3 separate regions of the Homo sapiens genome follow, and regions 1 and 3 are each linked to region 2. Evidence: chromatin loops called from intact Hi-C (ENCODE). Cell type or tissue: Caco-2. All regions are shown on one strand.

Evidence for each region. Peaks named below come from ENCODE experiments on the same cell type or tissue, not always from the same donor. Only the 100,000 strongest peaks of a DNase experiment are listed, where the experiment ranks them.
Region 1: a loop joins it to region 2, with 11 times the contacts of the local background. A loop is called at or near these places in 6 of 110 quality-filtered maps.
Region 3: a loop joins it to region 2, with 7 times the contacts of the local background. A loop is called at or near these places in 5 of 110 quality-filtered maps.

Annotation. Positions count from the first base shown.
Region 1 is chr10:52,813,116-52,821,115 of GRCh38, forward strand. No RefSeq gene overlaps it. Among named protein-coding and RNA genes, the nearest start is that of MBL2, 44 kb to the left of the region's middle. In Caco-2, a CTCF peak has its summit at 4,998 (motif pointing right); a DNase peak (open chromatin) is centred at 5,026; H3K27me3 peaks cover 123 bases.
Region 2 is chr10:53,594,892-53,602,891 of GRCh38, forward strand. No RefSeq gene overlaps it. Among named protein-coding and RNA genes, the nearest start is that of LINC02672, 570 kb to the left of the region's middle. RefSeq lists enhancers at 2,734-3,492, 3,493-4,250, 4,251-5,009, 5,010-5,766. In Caco-2, CTCF peaks have their summits at 6,584 (motif pointing right) and 6,788; a DNase peak (open chromatin) is centred at 3,240.
Region 3 is chr10:52,948,460-52,956,459 of GRCh38, forward strand. LOC105378308 (a long non-coding RNA gene) reads right to left here. Exons shown (of 4, transcript XR_945968.3): 2 at 7,492-7,564; 3 at 6,923-7,273; 4 at 1-4,511. Among named protein-coding and RNA genes, the nearest start is that of LINC02672, 78 kb to the right of the region's middle. In Caco-2, CTCF peaks have their summits at 1,650 and 3,532 (motif pointing right); DNase peaks (open chromatin) are centred at 1,637, 2,283, 3,582 and 6,162.

The DNA.
Region 1 (8,000 bases), 780 kb before region 2:
ACATTTCTAAAATGACTTTATTTTTCAGAGGTACATTTCTGCTTCATTTTGTTTCAGTTTAAATGGTAGTATGATGAGATACTTTTATTTACAATTGTCCCTTGGTATCCATGAAGGATTGATTCCAGGATCCCACCTGAATACCAAAATTCAGGAATTCTCAAGCTCCTGATATAAAATGGCCTGGTATTTGCATATAACCTACCACTATCCTCTGATACAATTTAACTTATCTCTAGATTACTTATAATACCTAACAAAATGTAAATCCTAGGCAAATCATTGTTATACTGTATTGTTTTGGGAATAATGACAAGGAAAAAGTTTGTACATGTTCAGTACAGATGCAATTTTTTTTCTGAATATTTTTGATCCATGGTTGGTTGAATCCACAGGCAGGGAACCCTCAGATGTGGAGGGCTGACTGTATTTATTTTTATTTTCTGCTATGCTGAAATGAGCAAACAGAGAAGGGAGAACCTAAGCATTAATATCTGAATAGCAGTTAAGTGCTGTGATTAAGAGCCTTGATTTTAGACCTGCCTGCAGGCTGTGTAATTCAAGTCCTAGCATTGTTACTTATTGCTGTGGGACCTAGGACAAAGTTCTTTATCCTCTTCCTGTCTTTCTCACCTCAGATGCAAGATGCAAACAACAAGATCTCATGTTTGTTTCAGGAATATATGACTTAAAAATATATAGTGTTTTGAAAGCAATGGTAATTATTTAGTAATTACACAGTAATAGCTACTTCAGTAAGTGTTAGCTTTGTAATAATTATTGATGCAGCCTCTCCCATCCTTAACCACAACCTCCCTTACTCCTCCTCCCTCTCCAAACTATTTTGGTCCAGAGGAAAAAACTAATTAATCTAACCAGTCTATACAATACAAGGTGTACTTGAAACTAATTCCAAAGAAGCCATAAAGATGAGGGCCAAAAATGAACAAACCTGGCAAAAGGAAAATATTCCGTTCCTAAAAAAAACATGTAATACTTTTAGTCTCTCTTACAAAGTGGAAATGCAAGAAATCTCTCTTATGATTGAGTTAAATATGAGCATCTATAATTCTAAGACATATTTATTTTGATGGGTTTTGTTGATCTTTATGTACAGGTAGAAAGAAAGAAACTATTTTTGATGAAGAACTGAAGTATTATTCTCTGAGAAATAATTCTGAGCCAGGACTGAGAATCTAGTTAGTCTGTGGCATTTGAGAAATAAATTTGGGTTTTAAAAACATGAATTATAAATGTTTACATTTCGGATTCTGGGTATAAATTTGAAGCTATAGAAATAACCAAAAGTGAAAAAGAGTGGTAGTAGTTCATAATTTGCTCTAATTACATATATCAAATCAATGGCCTGGTAGGAAGCAAGAGGGTTCACTCAGAAGATTTAAATTAACAATGGTTTATTAAAGAGGAGCTATTTACAGATCTGTGAGCGCGGTTCAAGGAATGAACAAGGCACAGTGAGACACTCAGCTGCTGGAGCCAGGGAGGAAGGGGCAAAGAGACGGTGGAAGCTGAAAGAGACAGAGAAAAAGCTACGGAAGCCGACCCCCCAGCAGCTGCTGCCAGCTGCAGGTGTGCAGGAAGTGAGTGCTGTTGTGTGGGAGGAGATGGCAGAGTGGTGATGATACCCAAACTGCCTTCTTCTTTTTCCTTCTACTTTATTACCCACTCCCTGCCAACACCTCCCATTACTGACCCAACAAGAAGCCAGAGAGTTAGGAAGCAGCCCAAATAGGGCACCAAGTCAGGTAGATGAACAAAAAATAAACTTCTCATCCTTCTGAGATTCTACTAGCAGTATCATTGACCCCTGTTTGTGCCTCAGATAGAGACTTTGGATTTAAGGGAAGCTACGTTATGCTGAGGTATAGCCGTTCCTGCCCTGTGTATTTATCCTACTTTAAATCCTTAGCCAAACTGGAATTTAATCTAATGTTACATTGGAGGTGTGTCTGTTACACAGAAACAGTCCAATCCATATGGGTAAAAAACTGATATAAATAAATCCATGGGAAATGGTTGGTTAAGCACTTAATATATCCTTAAAATTTAAAGAAAAAATTTGCAATTAAATTTAAATTACTGTATTAAAGTACTATAATGTTGTTGATAATTTAGGGGAGTGTTTAGCGGCTTGACTTTTGCTCAACAAGAGATTTTCTTGGTAGCTCTTACTAATCTACATTATTTCTCTTCTGGCCTTTTCAGGCATATGACAATCTCAAAAGATTGTTTTTCTGAGGCTAAATACAAGAAAACTCTACCACAGTGAAGAAAAAAAGCATAGATTTCGGAAATAGAAACTATAGGTTTGATACTAACTGCTGCATACATGCAATCTTTGGAAAATTGTTTACAGTTTTATAATGTCAATATCATCTACAAAAATTTAAAGAACCCAACTTTACCTCTAGGTCTGTAGTTAGGATTAAATAAGATAAATTATATAAAAATGTCTACTGCAGTGCCTAGATCATAGCATGTCTTCAAAAAAGTTTTCTTTCTTCTGACAAAATTTTCTAATCACCTACTTTAGGCCCTTTTTCAGAGAATATACTTCAAATTAGAACATGAAGTCTTCTAAATTGTGCCTATGTCTGAGTAGATGCTGCATAACTATAATGCTGTATTGAACAGAATTGAATCTTTGCCCCAAAGCATAGGATTTTTGCTTGTAGTAAAATGGAATAAACATATAGGCACATAAAAATATACTCTACATATGAGTAGGAAGAAAGTAAGAGCTGTGGGATATTCTAGTACAGGGTGAGTATCAAGAGCTAACAAGATGGTGAAGCCCTCACAAAAGAGATGAGGCTAAAGCTGGTTCTAGAAATATTGGAAGCATCTGGACACACATACCATATAGGGAAGGTTATTCCAGACCTGGGGAATTTCCTAAGCAAAGTAGCAGAGAAGAGTAAGCAAGGTATGTTTCGACAAATTAATAAATGAGGCCGACTTGAAAGGAAGGTTCATGGAATAGAGTAAGAATGGCTGCCTGGTAAATAAGAATTGGTTTGGCCAGGAGTGGTGGCTCACACCTGTAATCCCAGCACTTTGGAAGGCTGAGGCAGGCGGATCACAAGGTCAGGAGAACGAGACCATCCTGGCCAATATGGTGAAACCCTGTCTCTACTAAAAATACAAAAATTAGCTGGGTGTGGTGGCGTGCCTATAATCTCAACTACTTGGGAGGCTGAGGCAGGAGATCGCTTGAATCAGGGAGTTGGAGGTTGCAGTGAGCTGAGATCACACCACTGAACTCCAGTCTGGTGACAGAGTGAGACTCTGTCTCAAAAAAAAATAAAAATAAGAATTGGTTCGAGGATTACCTCAAGTGCTTAATCAGTTTGGATTTGAAGGTCTTGGAGCATTTTAAGTGATAGATAAAATACGTATTTTAAAAAATTAGTCTTGGGCAGAATTGATTTGGCCTAAGTTATAATCTATGAAAATGACAATGTATGAAAGTTATAATGTATGAAAATCTTCTGATAAAATCTTAGCATTAATTGAAAATATTGTGTATGTTTTCTTGTCATGTATAAATCAGGAAAGTATTGTTTCTTGTCAACATAAACTTAATAGCGTCTGATATTTGAGACTTATTGGTTAACTTTGAAATCTTCATGACCATTTTTTCTGGCAACTAGAACTAAAGAGACAATTGGCTCATAGAGCAAAAAATGAATGGAATTTAAGAGGAGAGGAAGGAGCTAGGATTTTGGATGCTCTTTTCATCCCTCATGAATATTGGAAAACTACATGACTTTGGAAGGATCTTTGGCATCAAACATAACTTAACTTTAATTTTGACTCTATCATTTTTTGGCTGTGCTGTCTTGGTGTAGCTACTTCTATCAATGTTGATTTCCTCATTAGTAAATGAAAAGAAATTATGCCTCCTTCTCAAGATCATTGTATTAAATGAGATATACATGTATGCCACAATGCGTGGCAAATACTAGAGGCTCAACTGATGTTATTTAGTTTTATTGTTGTTTTTGGTAAATGATGATATCAAGTGCAAAGGTCAGGTATAGAATACTCGCATAATAATGGTTGAACAAATTCTTATGATGACAATCATTAGCTGTAGTTATTATTTTTCAAATCTCTAATAAAGAAAAGCGAAGTTGTATGGGTCAAGAAAAGCCCTGGTTGTCACCCTTAGACTCCTTTGGCTTTGAATTCATTACCTAGTGATCTCTCTTCCCATTAACAGTTCTATGGCTCTTATTCTGGCTGGGGGAAAGGGCATTGGTACAACCCACAATACAGGCATATCTTCTTTAATACAAAACCTGTATGTAGGAGCTATTTCTCACCACCTCCTTGAATTTGAGAGTAACTTCAGGCCGATCATTTTTCCAGCCTGGGATCCCAAGGTGAGAGATTAAGTGCTTTTGTCATTATTTCTTGGAGAGATAGGGATGTTCAGCCTCCTGAACTGTGAGCCAGAGGCTTTTTATATGGAAAGAGCATTTTGATGTGAATTGTATTTTGTGAAATATGAATTTCAGCACCAAAATACTGTAGTCCTCACAGTTAACCTCTTGTTGAACATTAAATCAAATTATTGTTACTGGGAAAACTCCATTACATTACAAAGCAGAGCCAAGATTCTCAGGTTTACAAGCTTCATGTGCTAATTACATTCTGCTGCCGACAGCATGGGTGAGACTCTAAGGACATTTGGTATTCTAGAAGCTTATTTTATGGAGCCAAATTTAATCAGAATGTGGGTGACAAAAATGGATCATGACGTTAATGATCTACTGCATTAGAGTCCAAGTTGTTCATTGAGCGAGTGAGAGTAATGTTGTACAAGGTTTTTTTTCCCAAGAAATATTATTTTTCCTTACCTCCCCCAAGCAGTTCTGAATTGACCTTGGCAATGGAAACTAAAACCTCATTTAGGCCTGACAGAGAAGAGCTATGCCCTTACAGGTGCTAAGAGTATTGTTTGCTGGCTTTGAACACTAGATGGCAGAAATGCTCTTGTTAAGATTTGCCAAGTTGTCAAGGAGAGCAGTTTTATTGACAGCAATGATGAGCTCTCTTAATTAGTCACCCATACACATGAAAGCCACACAGGATGCTCTAATCGAAAGGGAGATGTACTTTGCAGTCCATAGGGAACTAGTTTTTACAATACGAATGGTTTGGCCGAGGATGCTTTTTATGAGGCCTGCCTATTCATTTCAGTAATGGAGTGGAGTCATCTAGGGCTTTGCTGCCCATTCATTAATGGGGAGTGTTAGGAGAAAAAGCCCTGACAGATCATTGTGTTTGCTCCTGAAAATCTCTGCATATGAGTTTTGGTGCCCAAGAAAAGACTGAGAGAAATAGCTTACTGCAATTTTTTCTCTCTCATGGTTGAGAGGAATGATTTGCTTCACAGCAGAGAAACCTAATTAAAGAATGGACCTTAGTAATGATCTAATAACCAGAATCTTGTCCAAGTGGTACTCAGCTATGTTACCATGCCTCAATATTATCTCTGACACTTTTTTGAAAAAAAAAAAGTAAGTGTCTCGTTATTACTCTAGCCACACAGAGTCAGAATCCCTGGAATATCTATATTGAAAAGGTATGTGGATGATTCTGAAGTGCAGAATTTTTATCCTTTAGTAATATTTTTAATTCCAGAATCAGAGTCAACCCTCCGTATGCTAAGTGCACTCGAAGGACCCAGTCTCCACAACAAAAAATTTTCTCTCAGCCTAACTGTAATGTGGATGTCTTCTCACTGGCCACTGGTTTGTATCAAAGACTCCTGGGATAAAGTGTAACAGTTATATAGAATGTAAGTCATTAGCAGACTTTAGCTTTATAGATTCAAATGATTTGATAGATTTTTCAAAAGTGATAAGTAAAGCACTGACTTAAAGCACTGAATTTCTCAGGGTTGAGAAAGGATTTTGACCTTAAATTTTGAGAAATACGGGGCTGAGTAGAGTATGGCACTGATACCACTAGTCACCTGGAAGGCAACATGTGAAGGGACTGGGGTTGTTATCAGGAAGGTGATGGGCTCTTGATCAGGAATTTGGAGGATACTTAAAAAAAGTCTTTGTCTGTTTTCTGACTCTACCATGGGCTGGCCAGGCTCTCTGCTGAGTATGAAAGAGCCCATTGAAAAGATATAATTTTAAGGACAGGAATGGAGAAGCTGCATCCAGTGGTTTCAATGGTACATTTAATCTCTAGGTGATCACAGAACAAAAGTCAAATCTTCTCATGTTGAACATTCACTTTTCTTTGTGTACAGGTTTTGGGGTTTTAGGAGTTGTTGGCGAGACTCTAAGACATTGAAATGAAAGGTTAAAAAGTGAAAAGTTCTATCAATCAGTCAAATGTGTGTGAGCCCAGTCTGCTTGATTATACTTTTCTTGTTGAGTTGATCTGCTATTTTAGTGTTATGAAGGCACAGTTTAAATTGCCACTCAATTTAAGTAGATTGTGTCTAACACTAGTCACTTCGGTGAAAAAAAATCAGTTGAACTTATTATTTGATGCCATGAAATACCAAAAACTTCCCTGATTTACTTAGCTTTTGATTCTTAAGTACTGTGTTAGCAAGGAAGTCCTAGCTAATCTGTTATGAAAAAATATCCAGAGAAATACCATTTTCTATTTTGGAGAAAAAAACATATTTATTAACTATGAATTAGCAAACTACTCCTCTATTTATTCATTAAATTTTACCAGAATCTTTTTCTCTTAACAGCTGCAGTAACATATTCATTATTATAACTTCATGAAAAATAAACACTGAATTCAAGAAACACAATAAATGTCTATGCCAGAATACATTTTGTATTCTTAGCTTAATCAACGTCTTAAATACCTGCTTTAGAAAACAGACTTGATCGACTTTCCAATATTTACAGTGATCTTGATGCAGTTCATACATAATGGCTAGATTTCAGAAACACTAAAAGGGAGCATAAGATGTACAGGAAAGTTTCCTCACTGAAAAAGATATTCATGTTTTCACAGCAGCCTGACTTTTTAAGTTTTGCAGATTACTACTATGCAGGGCATAGAATTGGAGTGAGTAATCCTCCTCATTCACTGATACTCTGATTTGAAACTTTTGCTGAAACCTGAAGAAACATACATTTCCCAAGCTATATTTTTTTTATTGCAGGCATGTATAAAGACTGCAATTATTTCTCAAGGAGAACCTGTCATAAATACTACATTGGAAGTTAGTCCAACATTTATAGCTTTAGCTTGGAGTTGCAATTGCTGGCAATATGTAAACATATTTGCCATTAGTGTTGAATAATGCTCCCTCACAGTCACAGAGAACATTGTTCTGCATTTGTGCTTCTTAATCTTGTTGAATAAGAGCATTGCAATGCAAGAAGGCTCATTGGCTAGTGTGGAAGTGGCAATGTGTTGCTTTTGAAAACTGGCTTGTAAATTTGTCCGGGTGAGCTGTTTTTATTAGTATGGTCACTGAAAGTATGGAATCATCAGACAGTAAGCAACCATTGGTAAGTGAGGCAGATGATAAACCCTTATTTAACTCTCCATTTATTATTTGGTTACTGATTTGCCTGCTTGTACTAAAAACAAAGATTTACTTTACTCAGGAAGGAAATAAATTTCTCTCTTGTTTTTTATTTTTGTTAAATAATCAGTTATGAATAAGGGGCATCAGGTCAACATTTCATATATGCTAATGATTGATTGGATAAGAGAGTTCTTTTCTTTAGACCTTCACCTTTGATTTCTAAATGAAAGGTGCTTTCAAAGACTGGCTGCCTGAAATAACACATGATGAATTTACATTACTCTATGGTTTCTTCAGGTAGGTGTGAATGCTTCTTATCAGGTGTGCCAATAAGTCATTTTGTCAAATGTGTAATTGAAACGTCAATGGAGTGGATGAACTCTGTGTAAATATTCAGCTCATCATGTAGTAGCAGGTAATAGAATCATTATTTTGCTAGATTTGAGCTATA
Region 2 (8,000 bases):
GTGATCGTGCCAGTGCACTGCAGCCTGGGTGACAAAGCAAGACCATCTCAAAAATAATAAAAAAAAGATATTTAGGGATACTCATCTATATCTTATTTGGGAGCCTTTTGACAGAAAGGGAAAGAAATACATTCAATAAAATTTTTGAACATCACCGTGTAATTTAATTATTGATAACCTAATTATGGATTAAATTAATTTAATTATGATTATTCATAATTTAGTACTTTACAAATTAAGTTATTAATTTAATTATGAATATTCCTAAAGTGTACAAAATTCTAAGACCACCAAGATTTCCCTCTTCATGGTGTATATGTCCTATATAATCCCTGGGTCTGTAAGATGATGGTTTTACTCCCATGATTAGTTTATTTTATATGATATAGTTGACCTTAAAACAGGGAGACTAGCTAGGCATGCCCCAATCTCATAAAATAGAAGTTTTTCTCCAACTAGTTGAAAAAGAGAAAGTCAGAGAGAAATGCTGACTAATCTGGAAGAAAGCAAACATCCATGTATGAACTGCCTAAGGGGGTCACATGAAAAGAACTTAAAAATGACCTTCCTCTTCCCTTTTTCACTTGTTTCATTGAGGTAGTTAGCTGTGAAAAGTGTCAGTGATTGAACAGGATCTACTGGGCATGAAGCAAAGCAGGCTAAAAGCTAGGAGCCAGGAATATGAGCCATGTGAACTGTAACATGTGAGTGTGTTTCTGTCATGTCAGTCGTCCTCTGCAGTTAATCAATGTTATACCTCATGTCATTGCCCTGTAAGGATCTAGAAATGTCTTAGTCTAACATGAGGAGCATGGTTCAAGAGCAATACGGAAGACACCTAGGTTAGGCATTAACATGAGATCGTGAGTAGATAAGGAAACAAAATACTGAGCAACCCAGATTAATAGAGCTTTTTTATAGTAAGATCAGAAGATCATTAGGATTTTTAGAAGACAAATTTAGTGACAGGTTTAACAATAATGGCTGTAGAAAAAAATCAGAATATGGTCTTTCTGAATTAACTTTGAAGTAACACTGTGTCATGCAGCAGCATCTTTAGACCCAACACTATGGTGATAAACATTGTTGGTCAAGTTATGCTTGATTAGAAAGAAGAATAAAACAAGCAGAGGATGAAAAAACCTGGGGCACATGAAAATAAGATTCTTCTTAGTTTTTACTTTTTGTTGCCATGATATCCTCATACTTACAGCTAATAAGAATCTTAGTCCACATATATCTGCTCTCACAAGTTCAATAGAAGCCTTTCTTAAACTCATTTGAGCTTATTTCTTGCATGATCATCTATTAGTGTGTGACAAATACCTCAAAACTCAGTGACATACAGTAGTAGCATGTTTTGTATTGCTTACACATTTGCGTCAACTGGGATAGCTCTGCTCAATGTATTTCTCATTCTTCCGGCAGAAGCAGCTGTACAGAACATTTCATTCTTGTTCTGATGACAGAAAAGCAGGAGAGCATGTAATTTCAAGCCTATGTTTAAATAACACCACTAACTTCTCATTGATCAAATCAAGTCAAATACCCAAACCCAACATTGGTGGGACATGGAAACATTCTCTGCCCACAGTGGGAGGCAGGGGTACACAAATATTTGCTAAAAAAAAAATGAAAAAATGCAAACTATCATAGTCACTAAGCCAGTATATTCTAGCTACTTGAAATTACATAATTCAATTGAGTGCTGTGCAAACCAAGGAAATATAACAGGAAAGAGAGTTGCTTCATGAAAATTTAAATCAATATTTTGAGCTGACAGATCAAAGGCAAATAACCGAAAAAACAGATTCTGCTGAATAAGATATAGGTAACTTTGTTGTAAAATACTGGGGAGGGGGACAAGGATAAATAAATTTCTAAGTGATTCTGCCCTCAGATTGCTTTGCAATGTTCTTTAGCTTCTTACTCCATTAAAAAAAAAAAAAGCTAACATAAATGATGAGTTACTCTAAAATTATGTAGCACTCCAACTGGGAACTGTAGCCCTAGAACGGCATTGGCTGTACGTCAAATGGTATGTTTGTATTTGTGTGTTTGTTTAAATTTCAAATGCAGCATTTAAAGTACTCATGCATTATGATTCATGTTTTATATTAATTTGCTTTTTCAATTAATTAAAAATGACTAGCCTTGATCAAATCAGAGATAAGAACTCCTGATATCAAAAGTAGATTTAATTATTTAAAGAAAAAAATAGTAGAGTTCAGTATAAGTTTATACCTTTAGCTAATTACCAGATCTTCAGAAACTCACTTGACCCTTCTCTTGATGACAAGGTGGTTAAATCAGAATAATAGTTGTTAGTGAATACAAATTCCCAATGAGATCTGTAGCACTTTGATCATTATTCTGGGAACATTAAAAAAAGAAAAAAAGAAAAGTCTTTTCTACATGTCTTCTTTTACTAGATCACCTTCTAATCAGTGTGTTTCCACAAAGGCGCTGTTCAAAGAACTTAACAAAATCATGTCCAAGCTTAAGAGGCCCTCATTTAAACTCAAATATAAGACAAATGTTCAGCTGCCTGAGTCTCTTTTTGTCTAAATGTGATGGCATCATTGATACACTAGAGAACCTTAGCACTGGGAAAGCCACCCAGGAGAAAAGTATATGATTTATGCTTCAATTTGAATTTAAGCTTTCAATTTAAGCTTTAAATTTAAGAAAGTATGTTCCAGACATACTTTCTTGGCTTTTTAAATAATTTTTCCCATGTAACTATAAAACCAAAGGAAATGACTGGGACAAATCTCAATCAATTTAGAGGTTTATTTTGCCACAGTTGAGGACGTGCCTGGGAAAAAGGAACACAAAATCACAGGAACATCTGTGATCCATGCTTATTCCAAAGAGAGTTTGAAAACTTCAATGCTTAAAGGGGAAAAAGCTTTAAATAGGGGAAAGAGGGAAGAAAAGAGGCAGAATAAATAAAAGACTTGAAGCGGTTGCATTCCTCTGAGGCTTTTAATGGTGTTCACTGAATTCACATTTTACATGTGAAAAGAGTGGGTAGAGGAACAGTCAACCATGCATGTCTCACACTCAGTGAATCTGGATTTTTCCATAAGATAAAGTAAATACAGAGTAGAGGAGGCAAATATGCATTTGTCTCAGGGAGTGGAAGGAGGACTTTCAGTCCTGCCTTTGTTCTGTGAAGATAAGCTGTTGATTTACATTGTCAAGGCAAAACTTAAAAGAACTCTGTTTTAGGCTAAAGATCTTGGGGCCCACAGGAATTTCCTTGTGAGCAAATTGTGGAAAGAATCCCTGGGGAGGTATGCTGCCTTCTATCTTTGCAGCTGTCCATTTAAGAACAAAACGGGAGGCAGTTTTGTGTGACTCAGTTCCCAAGTTTAACTTTTCCCTGTGGCGTAGTGAGTTTAGAGTCCCAAGATTTTATTTTCCTTTCACATAAAATAATCCATAATTCCCATATTTTGATTTTCTCTATAGTAATAACTCACTGATTTGGTTAAGATCACTTTCTACATGCTTTCCATAGTTTCTTGCTCTTTAAAAAAAGTGGCATCCTCAATTTGTTTTGTGTATCTAAACTGCTTTAGTATACTTAATTATTTTGACCAAAAAGCTGCAGTCTCTTTTCACAAGTTTGTTTTCCATTATTTAATGTTGAAGATATAATTACTGTTTTTGCACAAAAACAACTAGTGTTTTCTGAGCAAACCAATCATGGATCAATTTATTTTGTATTCTTCAGTTTCTCTTCTTGGATGGTAGATTATATGTTTTCATTGTTGGTGGATAACTACTTTCTTATATAACATAAACTTCACTGTAGTGAATATAATAGTACCATGAATATGCAGGTTTCATCTATAAATCTTCTATTACAGTTTCTTGACATTGCTGGCTAAATTCTTTGAAAAAGCACATCCTTAAAGTATCACCCATTGGCCAAAAACAGATCTTCCATTATAAAGAAAGCTTATGTAAATAAAAATTAAAATCTCAGAACCCTCCAAATGTATGCAAAAATGAAGATTAAGCCCTGAAGCTGACTCATTACAATACCCTCTTCCAAATGAATAGCTGTTAGTAACATTATGGGTCAACCAAGTCTCCATGGAAAGGTAAAAAGCCTCAGGCATCTGGGAAGGGCTGCCCCCGCAGATTATTCATAGGCAAATTCTTTGCTAGCTTCCCATTAACAAAGACACACCAATTGTAACTTTAGGTCTGCAATCTAAGTCTACCTCCTAAAATTCCACACCGATTACACATTTATCTTCCCAGGTGCAGAACAAAGTCAAGGCTCATTTCCTATACCCATACTCAGAGACTTTGCATAATTGACTCTTCCTTAACTCTCTTTTCTTCTGCAGACATCCACATTACCTTATGTTAAATGTGGATTTACTGGGCACTAACTGAAGTCCCACCGGAATGTAACTATTCACCTTACTGCCTGCCTGTCCCTCTTCTTACATGCCTCTCCCCATCACCCCTTAAGGAAATGTTTATGGTAGAGTTTATAGTTTATGATGCTTAAACCTTATGGCAAAACACTAAACCTGAAAACCTCTTTGGGAAAAACAACCACACATGTGCTTATGGCTCATATTATTCCTGGAAATGCCCTAAGTCGGGCTTAATAAACCTCAGTGATTGAGACTTATGCCTCAATCACACATTTCTCTTGTCACTTTTCACAGACCTGGGTATCATGATGGGTTTAAATAGTTTTGTTTACAAGTCTACTATTGTATGTCCTTATAGAACCTAAGATAAGAAAGGGATAGACACAATGAAACCATTATTGACAATTCATACATACACCAGACATATACTATTCTAAAATGAGTCGCCCGAGCACGGTGGCTCACACCTGTAATCCCATCACTGAGGCAGGCAAATCTCTTGAGATCAGGAATTCTAGATCAGCCTGGCCAGCACAGTGAAACACCGTCTGCACTAAAAATACAAAAATTAGCCTAGTATGGTGGTGTGCACCTGTAGTGTCAGCTACTCAGGAAGCTAAGGCAGGAGAATCACTTGAACCCTGGAAGTGGAGGTTGCAGTGAGCGGAGATCATACCACTGCAAGTCTGGGTGACAGGGCCAGACTCTGTCTCAAAAAAAGAAAAAAAGAAAAAAGAAAATGACCCTTTCTGAATGATCCTAAAATGATCACCTCAATACAGCAGGGCGCGGTGGCTCACGCCTGTAATCCCAGTATTTTGAAAGGCCGAGGCAGGCGGATCACGAGGTCAGGAGATCGAGACCATCCTGGCTAACACGATGAAACCCCGTCTCTACTAAAAATACAAAAAATTAGCCAGGCGTGGTGGTGGGCGCCTGTAGTCCCAGCTACTCAGGAGGCTGAGGCAGGAGAATGGCGTGAACACGGGAGGCGAAGCTTGTAGTGAGCCGAGATTGCACCACTGCACTCCAGCCTGGGCGACAGAGCGAGACTCTGTCTCAAAAAATAAAGATTTTGAAAGTCTTTGAGATTGTACCCTTTACTCTCTTCCTGTAGTAAAGCTTTACTATCTTATTAATAAAATTGGTAAGGCATTTAAAATGGATGAGGAAAGAATTGCGTTGATGGTTTAGTCTTAGGAAAGGCTATTATCCTTTAAACTGTAAACTAAATTTTCCCCAAAATTAGCTTGGCCCACACCCAGGAATAACCAAGAGCAATTTGGAGGTTAAAGGCAAGATGCAATTGTTAGGTCAATTTCTTTCACTGTCATAATTTTCTCATGGTTATAATGTTTGCAAAGGAAGTTTCACTATTCGGTAGGGTAACTGCTTACCAAAATATCCAGGCAAGTGAGTGAAATATTTAACAGACTGAAAATCAATGCAGTCGTTTTTATTATACAAAACTAATGATTGTGGTCATGATATTCAAAATAAGAATTATCTAATAATTTGTTTAAGTACAAATACCCATAATGTATGAAATTAATAATGTTTCTTACATGAATTATCTTCTAATAATTTTCTTCTGCAAAAACTTTAACTTTCTTTAAAAATTGGAAACAAAATAATCAAATTGTGGTCCGACGTACTCAACTAACTTGTAAATAACAGAGATGGAGTGTACAACAGTGGAATAGCCAATACAGTGGACATCAACCTAGGTTCTAATCTAGATCCTGTTAGAACCTGGTTGTACAAATTTTAGCAAACACTTTCATCTCTCAGATTTTTAACTGGGTAATAAAATTTTGAAAGAATTGAACTCAAAAGTCTGTTTCAGATCTAAAATTCTAAGATTCTACTTGATGGTAAATATTCTCAAACATTCTTTTCAAGAACAACAACAAAAAAGTCACCCTGAAAAAATTCAAGTGCTAGAGAGAAATGGTTGCCCAATTTTTTTTTCTTTTTGTAAACAGCTTCTCTATTTAATGTTTTACAGAATTAACTAACTATATAATATAGACTTTAAAAGATCAATTACGAGAAATAAGACGTAGAAGTTTTTTAATTATCCGTGGTGTTAACCTCAAGGCTCAACTGCTTAGAAACGTTAACATGGTATTTGCACAAGCATGTTAGCTGCAGCTGTTACATGACACTAGGGGGAGCTCTAATACTGTTTTGTTTTATGTTCACTGTGGCTTTAGCGTTTATTTTTAATTTAGTTGTCATAAATTAATATCTAAATGTAATAATCCTCCAAATACAATAGTACCACCAAAATGAGCGTGCCCAAAGTGTCGATGTAACGTTAAAACTGATAGGGAAATTTGTCAGCCATTTTCACAAATGTGTCTTTAGAAAACTATGATTCCATGATTATTCAAAACTTCCATGAACTATATACGAACACAGATGTGTGTGAGGTTGAATATATGTGTATGTATGCATTTTCAATTGACATGTGACATATCCTGAAGACGGTTCTGTGTGCCTTTGAGAAGAATATATATTCTGCTACTGTTGAATTTATGTTCCGTAGATATACCTGAGTTCCATTTGGTCTATACAGTTGTTCAAGTTCACTATTTCCTTATTGATTTTCTGTCTGAATGAAATATCGTTGTTGAAAGTGGTGTACTGAAATCTCTTATTACTATAGTATCGTTGTCTATTTCTCCCTTCAGTTCTGTTAATATTTCCTTCATATTTAATATTTCCTTTATGTATTCAGGTGTTCTAATGGCAGGTGGATAGACATTTATTTTATATATTTTTATATATTCATATATATGTATTATATCTTACTGATACATTAATCAATTTATCATTATATAATGTGTTTCTTTGTCCCTTGAGATAATTTTTGACTTATATATATATATTTTTTCTGATATTAGCATAACCACCCCTGCACTCTTTTGATTACTATTTGCGTAGAATATCTTTTTCCATCCCTTCACTTTCAGCCTATGTGTGTCCTTAAATCGAAAGTCAGTCTGTTGTAGACAGCATATAGTTGGGTCCTGTTTATAATCTTTTCAACCACTAACTGTATGGTGATTGACAAATTTAATCTATTTACATTTAGGTGATTATTGATATGGAAGAACTTACTATTTCAATTTTGTTAATTATTTTATCTCTGGTTTGTAGTATTTCAGTTTCTCTTTTCCCATCTTGCTGTCTTTGAGTTTTACTGATTTTGAAAAAGTTTGTTTAAATTGTTATGGGTATATAATAATTGTATACATTTATGGGACACATGGGATGTTTTGATATAGGCATACAATGTGAAATGATCAAATTAGGGTAATTGGGAGTAGCCTTAACTGCAAGCTTTTATCTTTTTGGTATGTAAGGAACATTTTAATTCCACTCTTAGCTATTATACAATATACAAAAATTTTTTTAACTATAGTCAACCTATTGTGCTACCAAATACCACATCTTAGTCATTCCATTTATGTACCCACTAACCATCCTCACTTTATCCTCAGAAGGGTTCCCCTTTCTCCACAGGCCTGTTACCTAAAAGACAGGAATTCATTATTGCCTGTCTTTTAGATAAAAGTTATTTTAACTGGT
Region 3 (8,000 bases), 650 kb before region 2:
TTTCTTTGCACCCTTGGAACTTCCACATCCAGTCTGGCTTCCGGTGTGTCCAAGCCCTGTAGCGAGGTCGACGTTCCCTACTCCTATGATCGGCAGATTGCATTGCTCTTTGAGGGTACGGGCAGGCACTGGAAACAAAGCACATAAATCGACTGCAAAAGAGACTTCCTTGGAGGTTCCCACCTTCCAGGTGGTGTTGGCAAACACGTCCTGTCATGAAAGAGGTGAGGAGAAAAGAGTAGGAAGGGGCAGGGGGCATAACAGGCATAAACAAACAAAAGAGGTAAATAAAAAGAATAAATTTGGTGGCTTCACTTGACTTAGGCGCAGTTTTAAGGGGCCTGGCCCGGGCTTGGGGACCCATGTTTCTTGCTGGCCTTTGTTGGCCTTTTTGATGCAGGAGTGATGAATCCAAGCAGGAATGCCATCTACTTTCAGAGCCGTCGGCGTGGTGAGGATGACAGTATGAGATCCTTTCTAGGCAGGAGTGAGTCCTTCCTTCTGGAACCTTTTAACATACACCAGGTCACCCTGCTGAAAAGAGTGGCAGGGTCCCGTCTGGTCAGGAACTGGATTGGGGTGTGCTCCCCGGACAAGTGGCTGGATGATGTCTTGTACCTGTTGGAGAGACTGCAGGTACTGTAACAAATTAGCTTGTGAGATTTCTGCTGAATGGGTATCCCTTAGCTTAGGCAAGACAGGCGGAGCCCTTCCATACATGATTTCAAAAGGTGAAAAACCAGCCTGGCAAGGGGTGCATCTTACTCTAAGAAGGGCTGAAGGAAGGAGCTTTACCCAATTTTCACCAGTTTCTAAGATTAATTTGGTAAGAGTACTTTTTAGGGTGTGGTTCATGCATTCTACTTGTCTAGAGCTCTGGGGTCAATAGGCACAATGGAGTTTCCACTGAATGTTTAATGCCTTGCTAACCAACTGAGCTATGGACGAGGTGAAGGCTGGTCCATTATCAGACCCTATGGCAACAGGCAGTCCATGTCGAGGGATGATTTCATTGAATAAAAGCCTAACTGCCATGGTAGCAGTTTTGTTTTTGGTGGCAAATGCCTCAGTCTATCCAGAAAAGGTGTCTAGTAGCACCAGGATGTATTTATATCCTGCCCGGTGTGGTTTTACCTTCGTAAAGTCAATTTCCCACCTTTCTCCTGGCGAGCCTCCCCGGAGGCAGTGACGTGGGCTGGGTTTAGGACCTTGTTTGGCGTTTACCTGAGCACTAGCCGTATGCTGGAGAGCTGCTTGGTTAGTTAAGTCCTGAAGGTGGGGGATCTTGAAATGGCTCTTTAAAAGCTGGGCCAGTTTTACTCCTCCCAGATGGGTGGTAGAATGTAGATGATTGATTAAAGCTTCCCCGAGAGCTTGGGGCATGAAGATTCTGAAATCAGGAAGAATCCACCAACCTTCCTGATTTTTACTGGCCTGAAGATCCGAAGTTTGTTTTTCTTCCTCTGGGGAGTATTCTGGGTGGCCTGGCAAGTCTGGTTGCGGAAAGGACACAGCGGGCAGCAGGGTGAAAGGCACGACCAGGAGCCGAGCTGCCTCTCAAGCTGCAGAATCTGCTCTTTGGTTACCTCGAGCAACGGCCGTGTCTTCTCTTTGATGTCCTTTGCAGTGAATTACAGCCACCTGCTGAGGGAGCCAAACAGCTTCAAGCAGGGTCAAAATTTCTTCTTTGTCTTTTATAGTTTTACCCGCGGAGGTGAGTAGCCCTCGCTCTTGATAGATGGCTCCACGTGCATGTGTAGTAGCAAAAGCGTATCTGCTGTCAGTGCAGATATTAATACATTTGTCCTTACCCCATCAGAGGGCCTGAGTGAGGGCAACCAATTCAGCCCTTTGTGCCAAAGTACCTGCCAGCAGTGCCTGGGCCCACAGTACATATGAATCTATAGTAACGGCCGCACCAGCCTTTCGTACTCCCTGTTTAAGGAAGCTGCTGCTGTCTGTAAACACAGTGGTATCTGCCTCCTTTAGAAGCACATCTTGGAGATCAGGTCGCCCAGTTTCTGTAGTCTCTAACAGTTCTTGGCAGTCATGGACAGGTGTGGTAAGGTGTGGATCAGGGAGCAAGGTAGCTGGATTTAAACACCTTGTGAGAGAGAAAGTTAAATGAGGCTGATCTAACAGTAAGCTCTGATACTGCAGGATGCGAGCATTCGACATCCATTTGCCAGAGGCACTTCGTAGCAAATTCTCTATGGCATGAGGAGCCGTGAGGGTTAAATTCTGGCCCAGAGTCAGTTTATCAGCCTCCTGGACCAGGCTTGCTGTTGCCCCTACAGCTCACAGACAACTTGGCCACCAGGAGGCCTCAGGGTCTAGTCTCTTAGACAAGTAGGCCACTGGGCATTGCCATGGTCCCAAAGTCTAAGTGAGTACCCCTTTAGTGACTCCCTGGCTTTCATGAACAAAAAGGTGAAATGGTTTTGAGATATTTGGGAGGACAAGAGCAGGGGCCTCCGTTAATACCTTTTTCAGGTTTAGAAAAGCCTGTTCTTCTTTGTCAGTCCAAACTAGCGGGCCATTAACTCCAGTAGCGGTATAAAGGGGCTTGGTGATTTCCGCGAACCCTAATATCCATAGGTGACTGTCCCACAGCCCCCGGGAATTCATGTACCTGTCTTTTGGTGGTGGGAGTGGAGATTCGCAGGATGGCCTTCTTTCAAGCACTGGTGAGTGCCCTTTTTCCCTTGTTTATCTCGTACCCCAGGTAGGAAACTCTGGGAAGACAAAGCTGGCCATTCTTGGCCGAGACCCGATACCCGAGTTCCTGAAGGAGGTAAAGTAGGTCCCTAGTATGTTGCAGGCAGCTGTCAGTAGTTTTAATAGCCAATAACAGGTGGTCTACATACTGGAGAAGAGTGCAGTGAGGGTTACTGGCTCAGAATGGTATAAGATCCTGTTGGAGGGCTTCCCCAAAAAGGGTAGGGGAGTTTTTAAAACCCTGGGGTAATTGAGTCCAGGTTAATTGGGTGGTGTCTCCCGAGCCAGGATCTGTCCATTCAAAAGCAAAGACAGGTTGGATTTTGGGGGCCAGAGGAATAGCAAAGAAAGCATCCTTTAAGTCAAGGACAGTATACATTGTATGTTCGGGCGGGAGCAGGCTGAGTAAAGTATAAGGGTTAGGCACAGTTGGATGGATGGTAACTGTCCACTTGTTAACTTCCTACAAATCTGTACAGGCCGGTAATCATTTGTTCCGGGTTTCTGGACCGGCAAAAATGGAGTATTCCAGGCGGACTCACATGGTGGGAGTATACCAGCTTGTAATAGTCGCTGAATATGGGGATCGATTCCCTCTCTAGCCTGCTGACTCACAGGATATTGTTTTACCTGGACTGGCAGCAGTGGCCAGGAGCTCTACAACTACTGGCAGATGGTGCTTTGCCATTCCTGGGGGGTTTGATTCGGCCCAGACTCAGGGAAACAGAGTCTGTAAATCCAGTAGGAGAGGATTAGTACTATTTCCCAGCAGTTGTGAGGGTGAAACTAAGAGATATTCCTCTGACAGAGGGGTGGTTAGCAGAAGCTGAGCAGTAGGGGGTGCTGTGTCCCCTAACATGATGTGAGCTTGTTGGGCCGAGAAGGAGATGGACGTCTGTAGCTTATGAAGTAGGTCTCGTCTGAGGAGGGGGAAGGGGCACTCTGGGACTGCAAGAAATGAGTGGGTTACTCTTTTCTGTCCCAAACTCACCTCTCGTGAGTGGGTGACAGGATATTCCTGAATAGCTCCCATAGACCCTTGCACAGCCACCTTTTTATTAGAGACACTGCCCAAGGGTATCTGCAGTACCAAGTGTTCCGCCCCGGTGTCAATTAGGAAGCGTATAGGCTGGCCCCCCAGTGTGGCAGTCACCATGGGCTCCCAGGGGCCAAGGGAGAGGGAGCCCCGGCCCCATCAATCATCAGATTCCTCCGCAGCAGGGAGGGTGAGGACCTTTTTCTCTTCTGGTTTTTCTTCTGGTTTTAATGGGCATTCCATTTTCCAGTGTCCAATCTGCTTGCAATAAGTGCATTGGTTTCTTTGTAGGGGAGCCTGCTCAGCTTTTGGCCTTTCTGGCAGGGACCCGGGATCCCTTGGCCAGTGCTCTGTGATGGGGGCCCTTCTGTCTTGGCTTCTTGGATGGCAGCCACGAAGATTTTTGCCTGTCTTTTTGATGCTTTGTCAGCAGCCCTTTCAGCTGCCTGAGCTGCCTGTTTTTGCTTTTTAACCTCTCAATTGTCAAAAACTTTCTGGGCTATCTCTAAAAGTTGGCTGGTGTTCATTCCAGCAAATCCCTACAGCTTTTGTAACTTTCTTCTATCAGGGGCTGCCTGAGCCACAAATGCCAAATTAATAGCACGGCTATTCTCGGGAGCTGCCAGGTCAAAAGGGGTATAAGTCCAATAGGCCTCTTGGAGGCATTCTAGAAACGCTCCTGGTGACTCATCGGGCCCCTGGACCACTTCAGTTGTCTTCGACAGATTCATGGGTTTTCGAGTGGCTCCCTTGATACCTGCAAGGAGATACCAATGAAAATTATCCAAAGCTCTCTTCCCACTTGAGGAGTTTGGATCCCAATCAGGCCAGGTAGAGGGAAAAACCTCCTCAAGGAGGTCTTGGGCTTCCTCCTCTGGTCTACTGGCTGATGTAAGGAAATACTTTCTGGCCTCTCTTTGGATACGGTCCCTCTCTTCAGAAGTGAAGGTTTAAAAGGAGTTGCTGACGGTCATCCCAGGTGAGCTGGTGGGTCCAGAGCACGGACTCTATCAGTGAGGTCAAGACTTGGGGCTTTTCAGAGAAGGGGGGATTATGAACCTTCCAGTTGTACAGGTCAGAAGTAGAGAAGGGGACATAAACTAAAAATGGAGCAGAACACTCACTGCCCGGGGGGATTTGGGACTCTCTCAGTGGGAGGAGGGGGGCCACCTCCTCCAGCCAAGGCTGTAATTGGGTGGCTATAGGGAGAGAGGCCACAGGGGACGTAGTCGAGGAGACAAGGGAAGATTCTGGGGGAGCAGGAGGGTTATAGGGCGGCAGACATGGGTGAAGAAAATTTTCCTCTTCTTCAGAAGGAGGCAGTACAGGAGGAGCCGAGGGAGGGGAGGGTTGGGGCAAAAGTTTGGTCCGGCTCAAAAGGACCTTGGAGGTGGGATCATGAATGGTGCATGAGCAGAGCCGTGGAGGAGGGCTCCAGACCAAATCTAGCCATTGATCAATGTAGGGAAACTGATCGGGGTGTCTGGGAGTTCCAGCAATGACCCGCTACACAGCCTGAACAATTGTGAGATTCAGTGACCCTTCTGGGGGCCACCCGTTACCAAACTTTGGCCATTCTACTTCACAGAGTGTCCAGAGTCTGCCCTTTTTAAGGTGGACTCCGTAATCATCTGAGAAGCCTAGAGAGAAATTCTGCAACATATATTGGAGAGTGCGCCAATCTCTACGGGGCCGGGAAGAAGAGTTTCCCATTCTGGAGGCAAATTAACAAGGTTTAAGCAGAAATATTAAACCCAGCATGGATAGAGATATTCCTGGCCTGGGGGGCTGCTGAATCAGAAGAACAGAAGTATTATAACCAGAAGAAGTAGGAAAACAGCTATAGCCAACGCTTCTTGCCACATAAGGCCTGTCTTCTCAAGCTTTGAGATCTAGGGAGAGGACAAGAGGCGGCTCCGTGGGATCCTCAGCCAGTGGGACCTAGGGGACCCCCACCTTCTTCTTCTTGACTTATGGCCCAAATATCTTTGGTGTTTCCACTACTCAAAGGCAAAAAGTTTGAACTCGGCCCTTTCTTTGAAGGGTTTAAGGAGGGAGAACAGAGCCAAGTCTTGGAGGCATTGGACTTGCTGCGACACAGGGAAACGAGACGTGCGGGGTAAAGGATGCCGATGAGGAGGAAAGGGGCCACTCGGATCTTCCCAAAGGTTGGCGAGTAGCCACGGAGGGGTAAAATAAGAGTCCAGACGGAGTAAAGCAGTATGGGCGTAGGTTTCTCTGCACAGTGCCTTATTTAAGGGCATGGGAAAAGTTACAGGATGACAGAAAAGGTGAGCAAGGAGATCAGCAGGGTGGCTATATTGGATCCACCACTAGTCTAAGGAGGAGGTGGACCAGTCATTGGGGCGTGGGGTATGGCAATCCAAACACCAGCAATCTTTATGGTGCCAGAAATTCCAAACAGGCGAATGTCTTCCACACCCTTTCCCATAACAACACCTGATTTGTTTCTGACAGAAAAGACAGGACTGGGATGGCCAGCCCAAATGACTAATGAGAGATTTGACCTCCTGGGATAGAAGATCTGTACTGAGGACCTTGAAGAAGTCCTTGCCCAGTCGTCTTGGGCAGTATCGATGACCTGACCTACGAAATTTAGACAGACACCAAACAGGACAATAGACACGGGGGTATATAAACAAGTATGGCAATTTTTATAGACAGACAAGGGGAGTGGGTCCCGTGATGGGATCAGTCAGATGCCTGCCTGGCTGCTCCCCTTGCGGGGACTTAGGCTCCTCCTGGCATTGGCAGGCCGGTATAAACCCCCGGCTCGGATCCAGCTATGCCCGATGCTGCCCTAAGCTTTATGAGGTCGCCACGGAACCGCAGGTGAGGGCCCTCTGAAACTCCATAGCTTTCGCCATGGAGCTACAAACTAGAAATTCAAGCACAAGCCCTTGAACTCCACATGTACTCACTCACTCACAGAGTTTATTACAATTTTTTATACCCGTTTAAAACCGAGGTCTCCTAGAGACCTGAACGAGAGAAGGAGAAGAGATAGAGAGAGACTAGACTTAACAGAGAAGACTGACAGAAACCAGGACGCTGTCCTCCAGCATCCTAGAGTGTGGACAGAGTCTGAGGGAGAAACCTAGTCAGAGCCATTTCCCTCCCAGGGAGACAGAGTCAGATCTGACTTACCTTCCCGGGACCGGAGACTGAGGACTCAGGAGTTGAATTTGGTTGGGCACACCAGCAGTTGATCCGTTCCCCTCTGGAAGACGGTGGCCTACGGGGCCCTGGAGCATCTTTAGGTGGCGCCTACCCTGTAAGCCCGCCGTTGCTCCGGGGGAGCCCGGAACGAGTCCGGCCCTCACCCGGTGGCGGATCTCGCTGGGGCCTCCAAAGTGTCATAACCGAGAGAGTTATAGAGAAACACCACACTCCGAGACTACTTCAGGAGTCCTTTATTGCCGGCGACCGAGAGACAGCTAGAACTAAAAAATTCTCTCGGCCCTGAAGAAGGGGCTAGATTTCTTTTTATACCTTGGTCTAAAAAGTGGAGGGGGAGCCTAGCTGAAGCAATTTTACCGAAGCAGAACAAGCAAAAAGTTAAAAGATAAGTGATTACAGAAACAGTTACAGAAAAAATAAATAGTTCCAGATGCAGGGGCTTAAACTATCACACAGAGATAAATGCAGGGGCTTTGGGTACCATCAACCAAGTGCGTTCCCAGGGGCTGCTGATATAGCTTGCCTCAGTATCTTACCAGTAATTGGATTCCTGAATGTGCTTGGAGTCAGCTTGCACCAGTTATGTCCTTAAGGGAGGGGGATAAGGGGCTGCAAGTGAATAAACCAAAATGGAGTCTGTCCGGCTCTCTCAGCTAAGTGAGAGTCAATCAGGTTAAAACAAGGTAGGGTATCACAAGATTACTTTGGGCTCAAACAAATAATTCAGCATAATGTTCTCATCACAAGGTCAGCGGATTAGCAATCTTAATTCCATCTGTCTCCTTAAAATCTCTTTGCCATATAACCCAAGAAATTCAAAAATTCCAGGGATTAGAATGTTCATACCTTTGGGGAAACATTCTCCGTATTATATAACCATTCTGAGGCCCCTACTAAATCATAAGCTAAAACTTATGATGATTATCTGGGTCCAGCATCCTTGGGGGGCATTTCGATCACAACCTTTGTTTTCCCAACTATGCAGAAAATGATTAACAGCAGGCCAAGCTTTTCAAACCCTGTACCTTCTAGATAAAAGCTGATT